Regions from separate parts of the Mus musculus genome. Here regions 2 and 3 are each linked to region 1. A link is a loop called in an ENCODE intact Hi-C map of the cell type or tissue named here. Cell type or tissue: heart. All regions are shown on one strand.

Region 1 (8,000 bases):
CCAGTTTCCTTGGGACTCACATCCTGTTCTGTCCTGATGGAAAACAACATCAAAAGGAATACACATTGATCGGTCCCCCTCCCTCTCTCTTTCCCTCCCTCCCTTCCCCTCCCTCCTTTCCTGGTTCCAAGAGTTTTCTGTCATTCTCATAAGCCTATAATTGATTTAATATTTCAAATATGAACTTCTAAAACAAACTCCCAGGAGTGCTGCATGGCTATGTTTGGTTTTGGAGCTCTCAAAAAAAAAAAAAAAATCCTTTCTTGTTTTTGTTAATACAAAAAGGGAGAAAGCGAGAGAGACAAATGAGGACGGGAAAGGGATTTTCCAGCATTTTCCTAAAACATCTACTTACAAACACCAGCAAGACAATTTATTCTAACATTGCAGCAAAGACTTTCCAGGCACCAAAAAACAAGGCGTATTGCAACAACTTTAAGACAAATTGCTGACAACACCACTTCCCGAGGAGTCAGAATTTTCCAAGCACTTGTAAAGACTTAAGCTCTTCTATGCCCTTAGAGATTATTAAATTTCAGTCCCCGTGAGATGTTTGTCAATGTTTCCAGAGGCCAGGGAAGAGCCATGTGGCATTAAAGGACAAACTTATGCTTACCAAGAAAAGAAAATTACATACGGAACAGGGACGATGTGACTCATCTGGTAGAGTACTTGCCTAACATACAAGATGTTCTGAGTTTGATTCACTCCTCATAAACCTGGCACATTAACGAGGGCCTAAAATCCCACCATAGGGAGTTGAAGGGAAGAGGATCAGAAGTTTGAGGTCTTCCTTGGATCTTGGATATGTTGCAAGATTGAGGCCAGCGTGGTCTACCTGAGACCTTGTTTCAAATTATATCCTAGGGGTTTTGTTTTGTTTTGTTTTGTTTTGTTTTGTTTTGTTTTGTTTTGTTTTGTTTAATGGAAAATGGCTGGACAGGTGACTTGGCAATTAAGAGAATACACTGTTTCTGCAAAGGACCACAGTTTGAGTCTCAGCACCCAAGTTGGGCATCTCTCATCCACCTGAAACTCCAGTTCCAGGAGGTAATCCCTCTGGCCTCCACAAGCCCCTGCCCTTCTGTGGATACACACTCCCACCACATACATAGAATTGAAATTTTACATGGGTGCTAACTTGTTTTACTATGTGCTGTGTGCTTGGACTATGTAGTATGATCATCTACTCTTGATTCAATTATTAATTAATCCCATATATAGTTATTAATGATCATCAGATTCTTATCCCAGTAGCTTGTAATGTCAACTGTAGAAGGTGTTGAGCAAATGACAGACATTGAGTAACCACCTATAACTGTCCTTAGTTTATGGAGAAGAGGTTGATGTGTTGTATAATGGAAGGAATAGTTTTAAGAGCACGTGGGAAATCACTGCAAAGAAGGCCACCAGATTTCCCTCCTGATGATTTAAGGACTCATCACCCCAAGAGATGGGATCTTTTATGTCTAGGCAGACCCCATGATTTGCTTTGATTAGTAGAATGTAAAGATAAAGGACACTGTGTTGGCTGGTTTTATGTCAACTTGACACAAGCTAGAGTCATCTGAAAGGAGGGAACCTCATTTAAGAAAATGCCCTCATAAGATTGGGCAAAAAGTAGACCAACATGAGTGAAGACCAAGCCTGGCCAAGCTGGTCCAGTGCCCTGTGAAATAGAAATAAGCCCAGACTCCATTGTTGGTCATGAACAATACATGTTTGTTGGGGAAAGCACTTATAACCAGAAATCAGTGGAAGGTATGAGACCAGTTCCATTGGGAAGAAACATAAATACAGGCACACATCCACTGAAATCATGCGGGGGTCTTACTGTCAGCCAGACCTATGAAGGACTATCAAAGCCTTCATTTCTCTGGGCTTTTATTTGTAGCATAATGTCCTCTCTATAGGATTAGTGTTATGGATGAATAGTATCTAGTGACAACCATAGTAAGCACCCAGTAAATGATGGCAAGTCTGAGGAGAAAATATCATAGAGATATAACATAGAGCAAGGCCAGACACATGCAATTATACCACAAAAAAGAGAGGTTAATCTTTTCAAACAACGGAAGTGCCTTCTTTCCCATTCTGTCATATCTATTAGGAAATATTCCTATCAATGCATAGAACTTAAATGTGGTTAGTAAAATAACTTCCTGAATTATTTCTCATATCATTGGCATGGTATGTACATCATGTTACCTTTTTGAACCTGGTTAATAGAGTGATGTTCTTATGTGCAATAAGAAATAGACACAAAAGTACTGGGTGCATGAATCAAGCACAGGGTGTACCTAAAGTCATTAAGCCTTCCCAGTCATCTCCAGCAATTGGCATTGAATTTTCTATTTTGCAGCTAAGGAAACAAGGGACCAAACAAGTGACTGACTCCTTCACCATGGGTTTCATACCAGAAAGTGCCTTGGAATTCAAATCCCTGTGAACCCAACTTCAAAGACTGTGCCCTTTTCCCCAAGCCAAGCCACCTCATGTAAGGTAGTTCTGTATTCAGGCATGAGTCAATAGCCATGTTTTGAAAGAAACAAGTAGATCAAATCCCATGGGCATGGAAGATGTATCTGGGGTAGAGATTAGGTCAGTGTAATCAGTCAGACTAGTCAAGAAATCCAACATGGAGCCTCTCCACAGTCACCATAACTCATCTGCCTATGCTTACAGCTATTAATGTATAACAAGCCTGCCTGGGAATCAATGGAGATCATCTCTCAATAATGCTTAGAGGTATTATTAAAATCTCATAGATCCTCTGATTTTGGGTGGTCCAAATCTATATTCGGAAAAAGTGCAAATGTGTGAGTGAAGGTCTGGTTAGTCTATTTTGGAACACAGACTTGCTGATATCTAAGAAGGGATGCCTTCTAAGATGGCTCAGGCTCAATGACTTCCAGAAGAAAACAAATAGTGTTATTAAGTCCCATGGGGTGGTAGTGATCTGGAAACAGGCCAAGAATTTCTTGTTATGTTATTCACCTTATATCTGTCAATCCAATCTATCAAGGTTAAGTTTGACCTAAAAGCAAGTTAAGAAAAATTCCATCTTCATCCTTGGTACCTGTTTACTATATAAAAGCAGAAGTTAAGGCTGTTCATTGGTTCATCAAAGCATTTGATTGGTTTGAAGTCTCACGTGCAAAGCAAAAGCCAGGATAATTTTCTGGGAGAATTACAAGGAAGAAAAAAACAAAACAAAACACCTTACTAAGCAATAAAGCAAATGTTTTGGTGCTGTAGTGGATATACTAGAGAAGGAGGATCCGACCACCACAGCGGCTGAGGATGAATGGGGGACCCCCAAAGGTGAAGGTGGGTAAAGCGAGGAAGGACAGAAACATGACTCCCAAAGAGGTTTAATTGTCCTCAGAAGAGGTGATGAGTAATGGCTGTTTTCTTATCTGAGCCACAAACAGTCCACCTCTTTGACATGAATAAGAAATAAAGGTATCCATTATTTCCTTTCTGCATATTAAAGACAGAGCCGAAATTACAATGTCTACAATGCAGGGATTAGTCATGCATAATTTATTTCTGAATTAATGTCGCAGTCACAAAGCTAAAGGAGTCAGAGCCTCTGAACCTAGGGCCCCCCCCCGAGAGGCAATGACAGTTGCCTGAAGTAGTCAACAGATGGGGCTGGGTGGCTGCTAACCCCTTTGACTGCAGCAGGCAGAGGGCGTCTGCGCAGAGCACTTAGCTTCCTGCAGCGGCAGGCAGGAATCAATGCCGTCCAACACGCACCAATCAAATCTATACACAGGCCACGCACAATCCGGTAAAGGAGGTCAGAGAAATACGTCCTCAGCCTAAGTAACTCGTGGGCAGCTGACGCACCATGATGTGGGTAGATCTCAGAGAGGCGCTGACGCAGTCCAGGGCTCAACCAAACCCCCTTCCACCACTGGTTCACTGCTCTGTGTCACGCAGCACCAGAGGCCAGACCTTAGGGGGTGCCCACTCTGGAAGGCACAGGAAATTCGTCCCATTTATAAATGATCTCATCTCTTCAAAACTGACATTTTCTCTAACAAAGAAAATGATTTTGTTCTCAGATTCAAAGAAAAGCATCACCTAGATACTTTATGACCTTGCTCCTGGCACAATGAGAAACCAACCACGGCTTTATAGAATCATCCCAGAGCTGGAGGCAGAGCCGTGGCTTCTTGTGAGAGGGCAGACAGCTCCTCTATCTTGGAAGGATAGGGAGGTTAAAGCAACAGGAGGACAGGAACGAGGTACCTAAGACCCTATTCATTTCACACACTGGCAAAGCTTTCCCACTGGCTGACTAAATGCATAGGTGAATGAACAAAAGCTAATAATACCTCAAGAAAAGCAGGTCCTGTCAGCAACAATGTACCATGAAAGCAATTCGGCTACAAGCTCTTCAGCCACTTGGCATTATATGGCAATATCTGAAAACCAGTCCATACTCACTGAAGATTTTATGCATAGTCCTCTGTGCCTCAGTTTCTTCACTTGCAAAAGATGTACCAGACAAGGAAGGGTTAACTGTTTTGAAAAATGAGATGAGGTGCTTAATGAGCCTTTTCATCTGTGGTTTAACTTGCAATCAATTCAGCTGACCATAGTTTACTGTAGTTTAAAAATATTGAATGGAAAATTCCAGAAATAAACAATTTCAGGCGTTTTAAGCTGTGTACTGTTCTGAGGAGTATGATGCACTATCAAGCCATTCCTTTCCAATCCTCTTGGAATGTCAATCATCTTTATCTAGCATCTCCACAGTCTGTGAGCTACCCACCTATTAGCTATTAGCAGTTACCTCAGCAGGACATAAGTCCATGTAGCTTGCTTGGTTTCTTTCTTCTCTCTCTCTCTCTCTCTCTCTCTCTCTCTCTCTCTCTCTCTCTCTCCTTCCTTCCTTCCTTCCTTCCTTCCTTCCTTCCTTTCTTTCTTTCTTTCTTTCTTTCTTTCTTTCTTTCTTTCTTTCTTAGTGTTAGCTCAAGGCTGGAGATTTGGCTTCTACCACGGGGGCAGAGAGTAGAGGCATTGTCTACACCAGTAGGAAAGTAACTGGCTGACTGAGAGCCAGACCTGACTCTAAGCACCTTAGAACTCAGGGACTTAGGGACTCAGAAGAACACCACACTCTCACCATCTCTCTGGACTAGCCACAGACAAGGACTGGATGTCAGCCGCTTCCCTGGTTTGAAAGATACACCTAGCTCATGTTTGCTGTGATTTTCTTTTTTAATTTTCCAGTGGGAAATATACAATAGAAATGTGCAGTGCCTCCCGTACATTCAGACCTACAGGGAATAGAAGGCTCAGGACCCCAGAAGGCAGCCACTGACATCCAAGAGCTCACAGGCAGGCTTCCTCTCTCAGCACTTTCATGCAGCTCTGTCTGCAGGATTCCTGGGAAGCCGCTCAGCTCTGTTGCTCAGCTCGGTTTCCTGGGAAGGAAGAGATTAAGAAAACCCTCAGCAGCTTCAACTGCCTGATGGGAACAGAGCAGATGGACCTTTTAGGAAAGGGCCATTGAGGACTCAATTCCCCAATAAAAAGACATAGGCTAATAGACTGGCTACACAAACAGGACCCAACATTTTGTTGCTTACAGGAAACCCACCTCAGGGAAAAGGAAAGACACTACTTCAGAGTGAAAGACTGGAAAACAATTTTCCAAGCAAATGGTCTGAAGAAACAAGCTGGAGTAGCCATTCTAATATCAAATAAAATTGATTTCCAACCCAAAGTTATCAAAAAAAAAAAAAAAAAGACAAGGAGGGGCACTTCATATTCATCAAAGGTAAAATCTACCAAGATGAAATCTCAATTCTGAATATCTATGCTGCAAATACAAGGGCAGCCACATTCATTAAAGAATCTTTAGTAAAGCTCAAAGCACACATTGCACCTCACACAATAATAGTGGGAGACTTCAACACACCACTTTCATCAATGGACAGATCCTGGAAACAGAAACTAAACAGAGACACACGGACACTAACAGGAGTTATGAAACAAATGGATTTAATTGATATCTACAGAACATTTTATCCTAAAACAAAAGGATATACCTTCTTCTCAGCACCATATGGTACCTCCTCCAAAATTGACCATATAATTGGTCACAAAACAGGCCTCAACAAATACAAAAATATGGAAATTATCCCATGCATTCTATCTGATCACCACGGACTAAGGCTGATCTTGAATAACAAAATAAAAAATAGAAAGCCAACATTCATGTGGAAACTGAACAACACTCTACTCAATTATTCCTTGGTCAAGGATGAAATAAAGAAAGAAATTAAAGACTTTTTAGAGTTTAATGAAAATGAAGCCACAACATACCCAAACTTATGGGACACAATGAAGGTAGTCCTAAGAGGAAAACTCAGAGCCCTGAGTGCCTCAAAAAAGAAACTAGAGAGAGCATACACTAGCAGCCTGACAGCACACCTAGAAGCTCTAGAACAAAAGGAAGCAAATTCACCCAAGAGGAGTAGATGGCAGAAATAATCAAACTCAGGGGTGAAATCAACCAAGTGGAAACAAAAAGAACTATTCAAAGAATCAACCAAACCAGGAGCTGGTTCTTTGAGAAAATCAACATGATAGATAAACCCTTAGCCAGACTAACTAGAGGGCACAGGGACAGTATCCTAATTAACAAAATCAAAAATGAAAAGGGAGACATAACAACAGAACCTGAGGAAATCCAAAACATCATCAAATCCTACTACAAAAGGCTATACTCAACAAAACTAGAAAACCTGGATGAAATGGACAACTTCCTAGACAGATACCAGGTACCAAAGTTAAATCAGGATCAGATTAACAATCTAAACAGTCCCATTTCCCCTAAAGAAATAGAAGCAATCATCAATAGTCTCCCAACCAAAAAAAGCCCAGGACCAGATGGGTTTAGTGCAGAGTTCTATCAGACCTTCAAAGAAGACCTAATTCCAACTCTACTCAAACTATTCCACAAATTAGAAGCAGAAGGTACTCTACCCAATTCATTCTATGAAGCCACAATTACTCTGATACCTAAACCACAGAAAGATCCAGCAAAGAAAGAGAACTTCAGACCAATTTCTCTTATGAATATCGATGCAAAAATACTCAATAAAATTCTTGCAAACCAAATCCAAGAACACATCAAAATGACCATCCATCATGACCAAGTAGGCTTCATTCCAGTGTTTAGGGTTGGTTTAATATACAGAAATACATCAACGTAATCCACTATATAAACAAACTCAAAGGCGAAAACCACATGATCATCTGATTAGATGAGGAGAAAGCATTTGACAAAATCCAACACCTTCATGATAAAAGTTTTGGAAAGATCAGGAATTCAAGGCCCATACCTAAACATAATAAAAGCAATCTACAGCAAACCAGTAGCCAACATCAAACTAAATGGAAAGAAACTCGAAGCAATCCCACTAAATTCAGGGACTAGACAAGGCTGCCCACTTTCTCCCTACCTATTCAATATAGTAATTGAAGTTCTAGCCAGAGCACTTCAACAGCAAAAGGAGATCAAGGGGATACAAATTGGAAAGGAAGAAGTCAAAATATCACTATTTGCAGATGATATGATAGTATATATGAATGACTCCAAAAATTCCACCAGAGAACTCCTAAACCTAATAAACAGCTTCAGTGCAGTAGGTGGATATAAAATTAACTCAAATAAATCAATGGCCTTTCTCTACACAAATGATAAACGGACTGAGAAAGAAATTAGGGAAACAACACCCTTCACAATAGTCACAAATAATATAAAATACCTTGGTGTGACTCTAACTAAGGAATTGAAAGATCTATATGATAAGAAGTCTCTGAAGAAAGAAATTGAAGATCTCAGAAGATGGGAAGATCTCTGATGCTCATGGATTGGCAAGATTAATATAGTAAAAATGGCTGCCGAAAGCAATCTACAGATTCAATGCAATCCCCATCAAAATTCCAACTCAATTCTTCACTGAGATAGAAAG
Region 2 (8,000 bases), 58 kb after region 1:
TGTTCACTACTTTTAATTTATTATTGTGCTGTCTCTTATTTCTCATTTGCAAAGCCATGCCTTTCCCATTTAGTTCCTGTTAGTCACAGGCTAGCTAAGGCAGCCCACTTGGTTTCCATAGTACTGTCACCTGGGAAGCTGCAGGGTAATTATTTCTTCCATTTTGTCACAGGAAACACTCACCCCACCCTGACATGCTGTCAGACTGCGCAGCAGCCCTGGTGTTCCAAAATGGGCTAATTATGACTGATCTTCATGTAGGCCTGCTGCCTTCCGAACCACGGCCCACCTTCCTGCCCCACTTACATCTCTTTATCTGTGAAGATACCCTGAAGGCCGCTGACACACAGGATGAGTCTGATGTCCGTTTTCTATTTTTGAAAGAGTCCCCAAACCACTGGACCCTAGACCAGTCTGCCACTCGAGTGAAGCAATCCTGTCATTAGTGAGTGAGTGAGTGGCTTTTCGAGCCAGCAGGCCTCAGAGGAGGACCAGAGAGTAGGGGCTCACCGCTGAGAGGGCACTGGGTCCGTGGGCCTCATTCGTTAAGAGTTTCTATGCAGAATGTTGTGTGTGGGGTGCAGAAAACACTGTGTTGCCCCTGCCATGGGGAGTTTGCACTAGGCCTACAAAACAAAATAAGCTCACAGTCACAAACTCCCAATGTTTCATGACTTTATTTGGGAGCTGTTAGCAAGTTTCTATCGACCTCAGATGGGTACCAATAACAAACCAAAGAAATTACTCCAGCAAGTCTAGACTGGTGAACCACTGTGTTTTAGGGGCGCTATTCACAGGCGCATGAGTGAGGGGTTACCTACAGGAAGGAGTGAGTTGAAGGTAGCTGCTTCACTGAAAAGCCTACTTAATATGGATGAGGATTCAAAAACCGCACCCTGGTCCTCCCTGCACAACATTCAGGCAGCTAGTGCTTCTTACCAGTTAAGATCACCATGAGGTAAAATTCAGGACAATTTCTGAAGCTATTAGAAGTTAGGAGTCAGGAATGCAATCTTGGATTGACCCCGATGGAAGCTTTCTCTTGTTTTCTGGTAAATGGTGCTTACTTCTCTCTATGGCACACAGTCGACAGGAGCTGGAGAAGATGGCTGGGCTCAAGCTTCTGCAGGCTGTTTGATCTCAGGCAGCACATTAGCTGTGGGCATACAGTGCTCAGCCTTCTCTAGGGAAGAGCATGTCTGGTAATATGTGTTGACAAATTACCTCTCTAAATAGCAATATAAGTACAATTTTCATTGAGAAATTTTGTTGAAAATTAAGTATATATAGCATATATGTGTATGATCCAGTAAATTCAGACATCATACACATATGCACTGGGAAAGAGAATTGTCTATGATTCTAATGCCCAGGCAGAACCCTGTTAATTATTGGTCTTCTAAATTGAAGTAATTTGACTTTTGTATTATTTATTTACAAGGTCTATAAGCTTTCTCAAGGTAACTAAAATTCATCACAGACACCATTTTAATGGATGCATAATTATCCCTCGACCTCTATCAAGCCCTTCACTGGCATTTGCAACCTCTGCTTGCACTACTGTGGAAGGTATTCATCGGAGGAAGCATCATGATAACTTATCTCTTCTTTAAACACTTATCAATTGTACAAAAAAGGGGGTTTCACTATGCCATGTCCACAGCCGTATGAAATGTACTTTGATTTTATCCTCTTCCCTCTCTTCTTCCTAGTCCTCTCCTAATTATCCCCTTGCTATTTCCGAAAAGCCCCCTTCCTATTTTCATGTCTTTATAAAACAAAGCTATATTCAAGTAAAAGGCAAAAACTGAAGTGTCTCTTTCCTGGCAGCTCACTTTCAAACAGAGCTAACTTATCAGGTGTTGAATGTTTGGATGGCGGATGGAAATTCATCATATTTTCTTTCAACATGCATTTTTTCCCATGACTAATAACAAAACATTGGGGGATAGCAATGTACCATTTGCACATAATTATAAAGATCTACCATTTTAATATCTGAAATGGAGCCATTAGTGGAAAGACAGGAGTAACCTAGAGGATGCTAACACAAGTTCCCAAGTTATCCTCGAGAGATTTGCAGCCAGGGCAGAGCCTCAGCTGACCACACCATCCCAGATGACGATGGTTTGGGAGGCAGCCTTCTGCTTTTATTAGAAAAAGAGCACCGTACAATTTCTTTGATGAGGAGGAAGTTTGAACACATCAGAGTTTTCCATTAGCTCCTGTACTTCCTTCTTGAACTGTAACTTTGATCCATTTTCCATTGAAACTTTGATGTTTTCTCACGCCCCTGAGTAAATATTAATTTAACAATTTTTGTGGGCGATACATTATATACATCTAAAGGTTTGTGGCATGAAGCAGTCACCCTGGCTTCACATGGACCTTTCTCCAGAGGTGACCTGGGAACAGCTGTTTCTTCTGGCATTTTCTCTAAATGACATCATATTTATTCCTTTTTGTCTTTTGTTTCTGTTGTCAAACTTAACTAACACATGTGATTTATTCACAAGAATCTGTACACATTTTAATGGTGAAGTTTGATTGCTCTCTAACTGTGGTTAAAAACCAACAAAATGCACCCCTTTAACTATCATCCACTTCACAACTTAGAACACTGACTAGATTCATAGTGTTGGGCAAAAGATCTTAAAAAGTTTTCGGAACGCAAAATTAAAACTATATCTATTGAACAATTTTCCATTTCTTCCTCTGTTCTGCTCTTAAAAATGACTATTGTACATCGTGCTTCCTTTAGTTTGGCTATTTTTACAACGCTCAGAAAAGTGGAATTATACAGTATTTGTCTTTTTCTGACCAGTTTATTTCTCTCCACATGGTATCTTAGGTTTCATCTATATTATATAAGACATGATGGGAACTTTCCATTTTCAAGGCTGCATAATATTTCACTGTATGTCTAGACATTGGAGGTTGTTTTCACATAAGATCCTGTGGATAACCCTGAAATGACCATGAGGTCATAGATCATTAAGCTTTTGTATTCAGTTCTTTTGTATAAATACCCGGGAATAGGATTACTGGAGTATATAGTAATCCTGTTTTGAACCCAGGGCCTTGTGAATGCCAGGCAAGGGTCCCACCACTGGGCTACATCTCTAGCTCCTGTTGTCAGTGTATTGGGGAACTTCTACTAAGTAATATGATTTTACACATACTTCCTGAAGTTTTGAATTTTATACTTTGAGAAACAGATTTTTCATACTCTGAAGGACAAGCTTCAGTATAAACCTCTATCATCTCAATTTCTAGCTCTATTGTATTTATACTCTTCCATGAGTGTTTATACTACAAACGGTGGTGAACTTATCATTTTGTGTTTACATCTTTATAGCTACAGGAGCATCGTTTACTCAGTTTCTTTTCCTGCAGAACTTTTGTTTTTCCAGAAGTTAAGAGTGGCTTTATTTTTGGTGCCTAGTCATTCTTCATGTATTGATCATCAGTTTATAGCAGATTCACTTTGAGGAAAGTTGCTCTCAAGGTTGCCTTGTCCCTCAGGTAGCCTGCTCATTACACACGTCTTCCTGGGAGACACATGTCAGGTAGCTTGCTTGTCACACACGTCTTCCTGGGAGACACATGTCAGGGAGCCTGTGCGTCACACACATCTTCCTGGGAGACACATGTCAGGGAGCCTGTGCATCACACACGTCTCCGCTCTTTGCTGTTCTTGCTCCTCTGCTTCCTTGCACCTCCTGTGGAGATAGGCTTTTTGAGATTGCTTCCCACAGTGATTCTTCTCATTTCCTGCCTGTGTTGATCCCGTTTCCTCAATCCTGTACCAGAGCTTTAAGGCAATCATTGACTGTCTATTTCATTTAAATTTAGAAGCTGTATGCATTTATAAAAAAATAATTGTTTTTTTAACTAAGTGTATTTTAACGTGTATAAATAAGTTGACAACTCAATGAGTATAGAAAACTGCAGAGTTTTTAAATATTATAGTTGATTACATATTATATTCTTGGAAATATGAGTGCATATTTAAAAAATAATTTTTTCATATAATGTATTCTCTTCACAGTTCCCCTCCCCCAGCTTCTCCCACATCCTCCCCACCTCCCCAACTCCCCACTTCCCCACCTCCCCAACTCTGTGCCCTTTCTTTCTCTCTCTCTTTAGAAAACAAATAGACAGGCAAACAAAAACAAACTAGAATTTCTTAAAAAGAGAAAATACAAGAAATGCACACACCCAAAACATACACAAACACAATATCAGAAACCATAATATACAAGCAAAAAAAAAAAACAGTAAGACAGAAATGCCCAAACAGAGCATTAGGAGAAAAGAGGGTTGGGAGGCTGGAGGGACGGCTTGGCTGTTGGAAGCATTTGTGGCTCTTCCAGAAGACCTGGGCTGGGTTCCCAGAACTCACATCAGGTGGCTCACAAGCAACTGTCTACAATTCCATCTCCAGGAGATCCAACATCCTCCTCCTCCAGTCTCTGCTGCCACCTGCACACATGTGACAAACACAGAGAGAGAGAGAGAGAGAGAGAGAGAGAGAGAGAGAGAGAGAGAGAAAGGGAAAGAGAGAGAGAGAGAGAGAGGGAGAGGGAGAGGGAGAGAGAGAGGGAGAGGGAGAGGGAGAGGGAGAGGGAGAGGGAGAGGGAGAGGGAGAGGGAGAGGGAGAGGGAGAGGGAGAGGGAGAGGGAGAGGGAGAGGGAGAGAGAGAGAGAGGAGAGTCAGGCTGACTACTGTGTATGTCCAAGGACCGTCATGGCACAGGCTTAAATCATCTGCTCCTTCCGAGAAGCTGTCCTTATAGAACACGTTAATGATAATGCCAGCAACAGGGCTAAGATTTGGAGAAGTGCCTACTGTGTGCATGCCTGATCAATTCCCTGCTTCAAGCCCACAGTTCTCATTTGGCTTTAAAATAATGACCATTTCTGCAGTAGTGACTCTGATTGTGTTGGGAAGAGTGATTTATACTTCGGTACTGTCGGAAGACTGCACAGTTTGGCAAACTGTATTTTATACTTTTTATCTCTTTCTCAGTTCTAGTCATCTTTGAAAATTAAAGAAATAATGCTCCATTAACCATCATGCTATGCAGGACTGTATTATAACATATAATTTGTATAAAAGGGATGGATAGTGCATATATTTGCTTAAATTGCATATTTTGCTTGCATGTTTCTAGAAGAACACTCAATATAGTGTGGGCATCTCCCAGAAGGGGTGGGATGTGTAGGTTAGAGGGGAGCTTTTTAACATGTCCAAACCTTCTATTGAGGGTGAACCCTTTCAGCAATATGCATTTATAATGTTTCTAAGATTAAGAACTATCCACAGCAAACACTGATCATGGAAAAATCCACAATACACTAGTGACCTATTTTAGAAGAATGATTATAATAGAAAAACACTCTACCAAAAGAATTCTCCTCAGTGCCTCTTCTCAGAACATAGAGTCTCAAGGCCTGGATCTAGAGCAAGGTAAGGGCTTAAGAAACACCCATAGTGGGCATCGAGACAGGGGCAGCTGAAGGACTGACTCATCTGTCCCCTCCATGGCTTATAGACATGGTGGTGTCCTGGGTCAGAGATAGAGGTTCTGCTGATCTCAGGGCTTCCCTTGCATTCCTCTGCAGCGGTGATCACAGTTTGAACTGGAGCCAGGTTAGCTTTAGCTGAGTTACAGCGGGACTAAAGAAATGCATCGCTCCGGCAGTAAAGCCAGCTAGCTTTAACAGTCCTAAGTGGTCAAAGTGGAGGTCTGCGGAAGGAAAACTAACATGCAAACATGGGTTGTCATCATGAGGAAGGTGGCTGGCTTTTCTGGTAGCTGCCTCAGACTTTGAAATGCCTCAGGCTTACTCATTTAGTCTTCCCTACCTCTACAAGGTGGACTCTATTCTAATCCCCTCTGTAGAGATGCAAAGACTTAGGCTTAGACTGAGGTTTACCAGTCATATAGCTTATAGAGATTGGTGACAGAACTGACATAGTAACTTTCTCCAGAGGCAGAGACAGTGGCAAGCCATTCACAGCACTAACCACTGCTTTATCTCTAGAAAGCATGAATCACAAGCTGAGGGCTTAAAGGCCAAGATTTGTTTAAATACAGTTTATAGCTAATATGCTTGACAGACACTTCAGGGTAAGATAAGACTTCTGAAAGAGAAAAGCTTAACTGAGGCCCAGATATTGAGTTATCACACTGAGAGCCCACAGCAGGAGAGTCTGGGAAAGAAAAGTACTCCAAAGGAGAATTAACCAGGGCAGACTTCTCCTGGGACAGAAAAGGCTTGAGTTTGAGGAAAGTCAGCATAGCAAACATTGGCAGCTTTGGGGGTTAGCCTAAGACAGGGAGAGAACTGTGGAGGTTGGTTAGATCTTGGCCATTGTCAAGATATCTAGTATTTATGGGAAGGGCTCTAGAGAAGGCCTCAGCATCTTAGGGGCTTCAACACGAGTGTGCTGTCAGCATTGGCATGATGCTTGTCCGTGGACAAGGACATGTTCATTCTGTCCCTCTGGTACTGCTCCCTTCTGTTGTGTCTCCAATTCTGCGACAATGCCCCGTTTGTACAAAGATCTAAGATATTGGCCCTTGAGAAGGAGCCTTTGCTCCCGACTTTCTCCACCTCTCCTCTGGAATGACTCACCATAGAACCAGACAACTGAAGTAAATTTGGCTGAAGCCAAAAGCACATTTTGTTGCAGGGCTTGTTGGCTTTCCATACCCAAGGCTTTCAAAAGCAGTACAAATAAGAGATGGACCAGATGCCAGGGCCCATTGATCTGTGTCTGTCAGAACTGAGGTGGGTGGCAGCTGTGTCCCTATTTGGCACTGCCCTTCTGTACCATGCCAGAAAGGCACCGGAGAGAATGCCTACAGCACGGGGGATGGAAAGCCGGCGATGGCTTGCTCTCACTCTCTTTATCTGGGTCTATGGACTGTGGCAAGGTCTCAGTCTACCACAGAATTACCAAGTTATACTTGCTGAACTTTGGCATTTCAGCTAGTTTTTCATTTCTGTAAGATTGTCCACTAAATAATCAGAGGGCAATGGGTTATTCAAGAATGTACTGAACCCTGGGTATGTTGGAGCATGCCTTTAGTTCCGGAACTCATTCCAATGGGACGTGGAAGCAGGCAGATCCCTGTGAGATTGAGGCTAGTCCAGTCCACATAGCGAGTTCTAGGCCAGCCAGGAAAATATGGCAAGCTATTATCTCAGAGAGAGAGGGAGAGGGACAGAGAGAGAGGGAAGGAGGAAGGGAGAGAGAGAGAGAGAGAGAGAGAGAGAGAGAGAGAGAGAGAGAGAGAGAGAGATTGAGAACTGCAGGCATTACAGGGATTCAACCGTGACCTTCAGAATGAAAGACAACAGATACACTCAGAATACTAAATGGAGCCAATGTAGGAACTGTTACACAAGGGGGATGTTAGCCTCATTTGATGAAGAGTCTCCTCGACCTCCTTCCTAACAGCACTGGACAGAGCTTCTGACTCTACTGACACTGAGTAAAAAAACTAGTCACCATAAATACTTATCTTTGACATGGCTCAGCCATGCTTTATCTCCCAGGACCCAGAAGAAAGGAATCCATGGAGTGGGAGTATCAGCCATTCGTGCCTCAAGGCTGCCTCCATAGTCACTGACAGGTGACACAAAGCATGATGGGAACAAAGTGAAAGCCCATCACATTTGGGAAAGTCAGAGAAAGTCTCAAAAGACCATCTTGTCTTTACATACGTCTTCAGAAGGACCCTCTTCGGCCCTCCCTCTTGGAAAAGAGTTTGTTTGCAACACATTATACAGTTTAAGGGCCCAGTCTCGCCTTCTGTAGCTGTCGTCCTCCTGTGTGTCTTTGCTGGTGTCTTCTTATTGACCTCCTGGCTGAACAACAATAGTCAACATTTACTCAATTCTTACTAAGAGTCAGCCACCATCCAAAGGAAGTCCCGTCCCATCCAATCTCAGAATCCCACAACACAATTACATTAGAGATGACCT
Region 3 (8,000 bases), 96 kb after region 1:
TATGTGTTGCAAAGGGTTAACAGATGACAACTTTGAACTCAAGGGAACAGAAACAATCTCCACCACCCAAAAAAGCAAACAGAAAATGCAGCTTCTCCAAGACCTGGGAGTCCTCCAGCTTCATTCAATGTTTCTTAGGCATCTGTCATAGTAAAGATCATTCCAGGAGTCCATGGAAAACTCACAAAGACAATGAAACATGACCTCTGACTCCAAGATCTCAGCATGTGGGATTGATGTGGTAAGGCAGGAGAGGCAAGCACATGAACACATGGTGACAGAACGGCCTGATGGGCTATAAAGAGGCATCTCTCCAGATAATTAAGGGGAAGGACTGCTGACTACCAACCAGGACATGCAAAGGTGACAAATTTTCACTTTTTCTTACTCTCAATATCTATAATATGGAAATTCAAAATAGCAGAAACACATTTCAGTGTTAAAATGGAATTCTAAAATAAGGACTAATAGAATAGACTATAATTGTTGAGGTCTGCCGATATTTCTAAAAAACTTGAATGAATTCTAAAATATAGCCACATGAGAGTCTTTCTGGACAAGGGATTTTCTGTCATATGACTCAAGAGTGAGGAAAATATCTATAGCCATGTTTCTAGTACATTCTTCTTCCTGTGCCAAGGACTTTACTCAAGGTCAATTCCACAATCCCTCAAGGGAGTCCCTCAAACTAAACTAGAAGGAGCCAAATAAAATTTTATGGTCTTAGCCTTGTATTCCAATAAGAGGAAGGAGGGACCAGGTGATCATGGAAGCCAGAATGGATCCAAATAATGAAGGAGCCTCAAACCCACAGAGAATAGAAGACTACCCTTTATTCTCTCTGGCTACCCATAGTTCTGGAATCTGCCCACTGTGTTCACATCTTACAGGTGTAGAGCATCCTGACAGTAAAGCACACCTGAGTTCTTTCCATTGTTCACTAAATTGTTTCCTGTGTCATATATACATCTTGATTTTATAATTAGATTCTTTGTGTTTGTACTAACATGTGTGCAGAGGCATAGTGGGCCACATGTCATATGTGCACATGTATGTGGAAGTCAGAGGACAACTTCAGATGTTATTTCCCAAGTACCATACACCTTGTTTTGATGAGACAGTGTCTATCAATATCCTAGAGTTTACCAGTTAGGGTAAACCATATGTTTAGCTGTCTTCACCTCTACAATGGTGGGATTATAAGCACAAAACAATGCACAGTTTTTAAAATGAGTTCTGTGCACCAAAACCCCCAGGTCCTCACGCTAGCATGACAAATGCATTACAGACTAAGCCATCTTTCCAGCTCTGTTGTCAAATAAACTAACCCAGTTGCTAATTCACAATAGAATTCCTTGTGTGTATGGCAGGCACCAAACCCCCTGCTGGGAGATGGCAGTCAATAAGGCCCCTGACCCAAAGATGCAAACTAATATAAGATGTAATTACATGTTGTGAAATGTCATAGGAAAGAAATTCACAAAGTGCTATGCTGGAAAGTGGCAGGAAGAACGTCTCTGAGGAGACAACCTTTAAACTGAGCTCTAAAACAGAAAAACAACCGCACGAGGGGCTGGGAGTAGAATACTGCACACAGAGATACACTGATGGAACAGGAATAGAGTGAGGCTTCAAGGAAGCAGCAGATAGGCAGAGGGACCAAAGATTGGTGAGCAACAATAAGAAGGAAGGAGATGAAAGAGAGGGTCAGAGCAAGCAGGACAGCAAAAGGACCCAGTTATATACTTCATTCGATTCTTGGGGTTCTGCCAAGATTTGTGCTGCCCTCCTGGCACCAGGCCAGAGCTTTGCCTGAGTGGACTGAGCAATGGGAATGACTCACAGGTCACAGTCATGTGCTCATTCTTCCAGAAACTTTCTGCCCATCATTCACCCCAGCATGACTTCAGATGAGCTATGAGACTCTCTAGGGTCTCCTTCAACTTTGTGTTGGCTGCATCCAGCCCTCACTCTGGCTTCCCCAAGGAAATGGAGAGTTCAGTGGGCAAGAATGGTTTGGGTGAGTGGACTTATCACTACCTCCCTTCCCAAAGGTGGGTCAACATCATGGAGCACATCTGAAAACAGAGCCACAAGGGTCAAACATGGCCAACAGCATCTGAAAAGAGAGCCACACTGTCTCTTTATTCTGGCTTCAAGCTTACGCACTTTGGGGAAATCACTTAACCCTTGAGCCATGAATTTCCTACCTATAACATAGTTCTAATAGGGTACTTTCTTGGGGTTTCTGTGATCATTGGTACTCAATCCATGAACTTCAAGTTCAATGAGAGACCTTTTATCAAAAAAAGTGAATAATTGAGAACATGTAATGTTGGCCTCTGACTCTACATGTGCACATATTCGCACATGCACCAGGTAACAAATACACACACACACACACACACACACACACACACACACACAGAGAGAGAGAGAGAGAGAGAGAGAGAGAGAGAGAGAGAGAGAGAGACAGACAGACAGACAGAGACAGAGACAGAGACAGAGACAGAGAGACCAACAAAACAGCAACAAAGGGGGTAGACACATAGACAGACTTTGCTGGGGAAGCTGGCAGATTTGTAGTCTCCTGCTGCTATAATTTTGGGACCATGTCTTCATACTCTCAGCAAAACATGGTTATCCTGGAGCTGAGTGATTTCTTGCCAGCAGTGGTCCCACAATAGACACTGTTACAGTGGGATTCCACATCAGTATAGTACAGTCTTAGGACTATGATGGCCTGGAGCTCCTGAGGACCGTTCTCCCCCATCAGTTATCACACTTCCATCTTTGACTCTTTCCACCTGCTTGTAAAGACCTATGTGTCTTCACCGGTCTTTCCTCTGAAGGGTCTTGTAAAGACACACCAAAGGGGAGGAGGGATTTGCTTTTGGAAAGTCCAGACATTAAGGTTCTAGAGAACCTCCTAGAGCATACTGGTGCCCTTTAGAGCCCACATAACACTTTCTCAGTTTCTTGCCTGAGTGTGGTCCTGCCAAAGGAGCTGGCCTGAGAAGAGAGATAGACAGCCACAAAGAATGTAAACATTGTGGAAATTTTGGGGGTCAATGTTCAAGACAAACTATGTTAAGACCCTGTCAGGGACTGACTAGTCATGTTTGTTTACACACAAATCCCACCGCCCTTTCTGTATGTTCCACAAAGCCATCAGAGATTGCCTTGTAGAAGGGAGAACCTTAGCCACAATCTTCCCATTCTGATCCATGACTGACCTAGCCACTCCAATACCCTTTCTCTGATTCCCAATGTGGCCCATGTACCAAGACCATGACCACCTCTGTTTGTGCCTAAACAGAGGCCTCAGGAAATTCCACAGTTGGGATCTACTCTTGGCCAAGTGCCAAAGAGGCAGTACTGGTTTATGCTACCAAAAATACTGCTGTTTCCTCTCAGTCTTGTGCTTAATTTAAAAGTAACTACAAACACAGGGTAAGCACATATGCTATTTTTGTTTCCACCTCCCCTATACACATCCCCTTCTCTTCTAAATGGAGCACTGGATTCCAGCCATCAACATCAGCCCAGCTGTTGCAATGACAAACATGAAAATGTTCTCCTGTGTCCGGTGTGCCCTGGCTTCAGGAACCGGTCTTCCTGTGACTTTCCTACCCCACTATTCTCTCAGCTGGTTCTCCTAGGGTGAGAAAAGGGGGCTTTAGTTTCTCTCCAAAGGAAGCAGTGACTTTTCAGGACAGACATCATGTGGAACCTGAACTACAATTTGCATTTCAGCCATCATCACCATTAAGTTCCTAGGCCTAGAAATCACCTGAGAAAGCTATCCTCCTGACCTTAAGAGCCCAGATAGTGTACAAATGACTAGCACATAGCACTTCCTCAGCAAGTCATTTAGAAATGCTAATTAGCTACACCATGCTAGGTAAGAAAATCAAAACATGGATGAATCAATACAATAGAAAGTAATTGTATTATAAAACTATCCTTTTAAAACGTTGTCAAGGATATTAAATAGCCATTTCTCCAAGTACATGCACAGAGGGTCATGTTTGAGAGTCTCTTCTAAAGGAGGTGGAGATGACCATTGAGTTGCTTGGCTCTGACCTACAAGGAAATAGACGGAGTGGGAGATAACCAGAACCTCTTCAGCTTTTTCATGGGGTTCACCAGTTTGGAGGTGGCAGCATGACCCAGGCCACTATTGACTGAAGGATCTTTTAAGTGGAGGGACAGCTTTCCTAGCTACAGTGCCTCTGCCTTCCCTGTGCCCCAGGGACATCTGTGGGAAGTCTGGACAGGACCTGTCAGGGTTCCCTGTGTCTAGAAGCCCAGTTGAGCAATGATTTAAAAAATTGTTGATCCCCCTCCTTCATCTTGCACTAACTCCATATGTCAGACAGTTTTGAAAAACAACAAATAACCATTACTTTGTGGACATACCTGGCTCTCTCTCTCTCTCTCTCTCTCTCTCTCTTTCTCTCTCTCTCCACACACACACACACACACACACACACACACACACACACACACACACACACACATGCAATAAAAGAGATCAGAGAAATAAGAACAATTGAAACCAACATTTTTTTTCCGATTTCTTTACCACTTTATACTTTCTTGTTTCCTCCACATGATAAATATATAACAAAACTTCAATATACAAATAAAACGTGTACAGCAGGTATGAAAGCATGTGGTAGTGAGTAAACCAGACAGCTCACCAGTTCCTGTGCCGTAGGAAGTAGATCTTTCTTGAAATAGAGCAGTTGAATTTGATAACCTCATCAGCGTCTGTGCCATAGCCAAGTTGGAGGACCGCCATTAACAACATTAACAGCACAGAGAAGCTGTTGCCCATGTTAAAGAACAAGGCTCCCACTTACCCCCCAACCCCCAACCAGGACTTCACTTTGTTCTTCTGTTTGACACATTTTAAATTCAGTGTAATGCTAAGAGATGAAGGAGCACAGGCTGAAACAGAAAGGATAAGTGGAACCTAGGAAATTTGGTGATAGATAACAGCTACGTCCTCTGAAGCAACAACACAGGGTGTGTACTCAGCTCCTCTTCCTGCCCAGAGGGGAAGGTTCAAGTTATGAAGCTAAGGCTTTTGTAAAGGAGGAAAATGTTATGGGGAAATGGAGAATAACTCTAATGTCTGCAGAACATAAAATATCTAAGTAGCATAAAATGTTGCAGGACAAGAAGGGCATGCCATCAAAGAAATTACAGTTCACATTTTGGATGAAATTATGAGATTAAACAGCTGGGGACCAGATATAGCCCATGATGCATAAACTCTACCAATTATAGTTCACATTTTGGATGAAATTAAACAGCTGAGGCATTGATATAGTGCTTGGTGCACAGACTTGACCATTTCTTTTCAAATTCAGCTTCTCAGAGGCTTATTCTCAGGGGACTGCGGATTTTCAACTTTATCTTTCCTCATGCGGATGAAGACAACTGCTAAAATTATACCTGAAAAGAGAAAACTCAGGGTCAAACAAGCACAGTCTTCAGATGTCCTAACACAGTCACTTATAGGGTAGGAGTGGGGATGACTTGTGAGCCACCATTTGTGTGATTAAACTGTGCTTCGTTGTTCTAGTGAGTATAGAGCTCTGGGCATTGGCTCTCTTGGATAAGTAAAGAGGTCATTTGTTATGAGTATATAGGAAGCCCGAAGTTATAACTAACCTGGAGGCTGGCAATAGGGAATAGAGGAGCCAGTGCTATAATTCCTCGGAGGGAAAAGAATGTGGAAATAAGTCTGTCTGAACCACGTATATACCCAAACATTGATGCTAGTTTTTCTTCCCTAGAGAAAAAAGTCTAATCATAACTAGGGAGTTATCTAGACCTGCCCACCTGCCTAGAGTCTACTTTCATTGTATCTACCAAATATGAATTGTTTATGATTTAAAATTGATTTTGAAACAATTTTAACTTCACAGTAAGGGCTCAGCATGCAGCTTACTAGTAGAGCAGTTGTCAGATGCGCAGCTTGGGGACCTTCCCCGCAGTACCAGCCTCTCCTGAGGGACCTTCAGTGGCCTGCCTACTCATTCTGGTTTCTCTTACTTCTCTGAACTCTAACAGGACTACGCTGTGCTTTGTAGCACTAATCTCAACTGTCAGAGCCCACTAGGAAAAGTGTAGAGTTACTATAAGGAAATTGCTCATCAATAAGCTTACAGAAGGCACCATAGCCAAGAAGACTAGACATTCAGACACTTGCTGACAATCTTGTGATTATTCACATGCCCCCATTCGAAAAGAATAAGGGTACAAAACAAAAATAGCCCTGTCAATTCTATTTCTATATATCCTCAAAACTGCCCATTCTTTACTTAGAGTAGGATCATGGGAATGAGGCTGTGTGAAAAAATTTCAGTGTGGCGCATGAACTCAATCTTCTCAAGGTGGGTAGGAAAAACAATAAAAGGCATAAAGGCCAAAGGATTTAGTAAACAGTATCTCAAAATCTAGCTCTGAGGCTGGGAGCTTGCCTGAGTTCAAGGCCAGTCTGGACTACAAAGCAAGTCCCTCTCAAAAGAAGGGCCGCTCACATGCAGCAGACAGCGTTCTCAAGGAGGCCAGCTGCTCTCCGTGCATGAGAGAGGACAGCTCTCCAGCTAGGGGAAGAGTCAAAGCCATGATGCTGTGAAATTACTCCAGGTTGTAAAGACGCAGAGGCCAGAGTTATGAAAATAACGCAAAGGGAAACTCGGCAGCATCTCAGGTGTCACAGAATCTTCATTTCACAGCCTACCCCTCCCTATTCCAACACGGGTAGAGGGTCAATGCAGGCCTTGCCCATCATGATATCAGTTCTAATAAACTCAGTGCCCGACACAGCAGGTCACAGAGACTAATTTCTTTCTCCTTCATAAGAGCTTGGTAACTCGGCCCAAAATGCAGCAATTTGTGTGTAAAGTTTGATATGGTTACAATCTTAAATGGCCTTCAAATGTTCCCAATTCAGCATTATCAACAGACGACCTCCCCTAGACAGTTTGAAGACTGTACCCTGCAAGGGAACAGTAGGACCTGAGCCCCTTCCCGCTTCCTCTCTCATTTGTTCCCAAAGGGAGGTGAGCAGCTTTCCTCAATAAAGTACTATCTTCCTGTGGACCCCCAAGCAACAGGCCAGTCAATCGTGGACCTCTGAAACTACTGAAGCCATGAGCCAAATAGAAACTTTTTTAAAATGTTGATTGTCTTAGATATTTGCTACAATAAAGAATGGCTGGTTAATAAAGAGCCTTCTGGTATAAATGTCAGCATGAAAATCCAAGCAAGGAAATGACAGGAAGATGGGAGCTTTGACACAGTATTTCTCAACCAGGATACTTTGATGTGATTGACTGGGGACTTGTATTCTTGGTTGATACCCAAGGCAAGAAACCCCCAGAGCACCCCTATAGATGGCATGATGAGCTCACATCTGAGGCTGGGGGCAGGAAACCTTGGCTCTGAAAAGTCATACTTACCAATGACCAGAAATGTGGTCAGAAGTATACCAACTGCCATGCCCACAGTGGGTATCCCATCCTGTCTGCCTGCTGGCCGGAAACAGCTTCCTTCCACACACTGGCAGAAAGTAACTAAAAAGCAGAACAGGGCTCCATAGATTACGTTTTTAAGTGAATAGTTGCAAAATCCCAACTTAAAGAAGCATTTCTTAAAGTGCACATGGTACCCTATATCCTACATCACCTTTACACGGTACCTACCTGGTAAGAAGACAGTCCCTTCCATGGGTGGCTGCCCCCCATCATTGATGCGGATTGGAATGTTATAAACTTGTTCCTCAAAGCGTGTGTGCCTGGTGGAGAGTCTAGCATGTGTACCTGTCAGAACAGGGAGAAAATGAATCACGTGATAATACAACTCTAGAACCTTCACTCAGCAGAAATAAAGCTCATTTTTGCATTGTATATAATTAAGTAAATTGAAAAATAGTCTGATATAGGTGATAGTTTGAATAATTTAACATATTTAACATATTT

What was found. A loop is a pair of places that touch in the nucleus more often than their neighbours do. Peaks named below come from ENCODE experiments on the same cell type or tissue, not always from the same donor. Only the 100,000 strongest peaks of a DNase experiment are listed, where the experiment ranks them.
Region 2: it touches region 1 in a loop (2.9-fold over the local background); 2 of 42 quality-filtered maps call a loop at or near these places.
Region 3: it touches region 1 in a loop (2.2-fold over the local background); 3 of 42 quality-filtered maps call a loop at or near these places.

What each region holds. Positions count from the first base shown.
Region 1 is chr4:11,910,518-11,918,517 of GRCm38, reverse strand. No RefSeq gene overlaps it. Among named protein-coding and RNA genes, the nearest start is that of Pdp1, 52 kb to the left of the region's middle. In heart, a CTCF peak has its summit at 3,663; a DNase peak (open chromatin) is centred at 3,707; H3K4me3 peaks cover 730 bases; H3K27ac peaks cover 944 bases.
Region 2 is chr4:11,852,824-11,860,823 of GRCm38, reverse strand. No RefSeq gene overlaps it. Among named protein-coding and RNA genes, the nearest start is that of Cdh17, 99 kb to the right of the region's middle. In heart, no CTCF peak of the experiment used is centred here; a DNase peak (open chromatin) is centred at 4,383; H3K27ac peaks cover 438 bases.
Region 3 is chr4:11,814,452-11,822,451 of GRCm38, reverse strand. It overlaps Cdh17 (cadherin 17), which reads right to left. Exons shown (of 18, transcript NM_019753.4): 16 at 7,725-7,841; 17 at 7,482-7,595; 18 at 4,547-5,466. The coding sequence ends at 5,378. Among named protein-coding and RNA genes, the nearest start is that of Cdh17, 60 kb to the right of the region's middle. In heart, no CTCF peak of the experiment used is centred here; no DNase peak of the experiment used is centred here.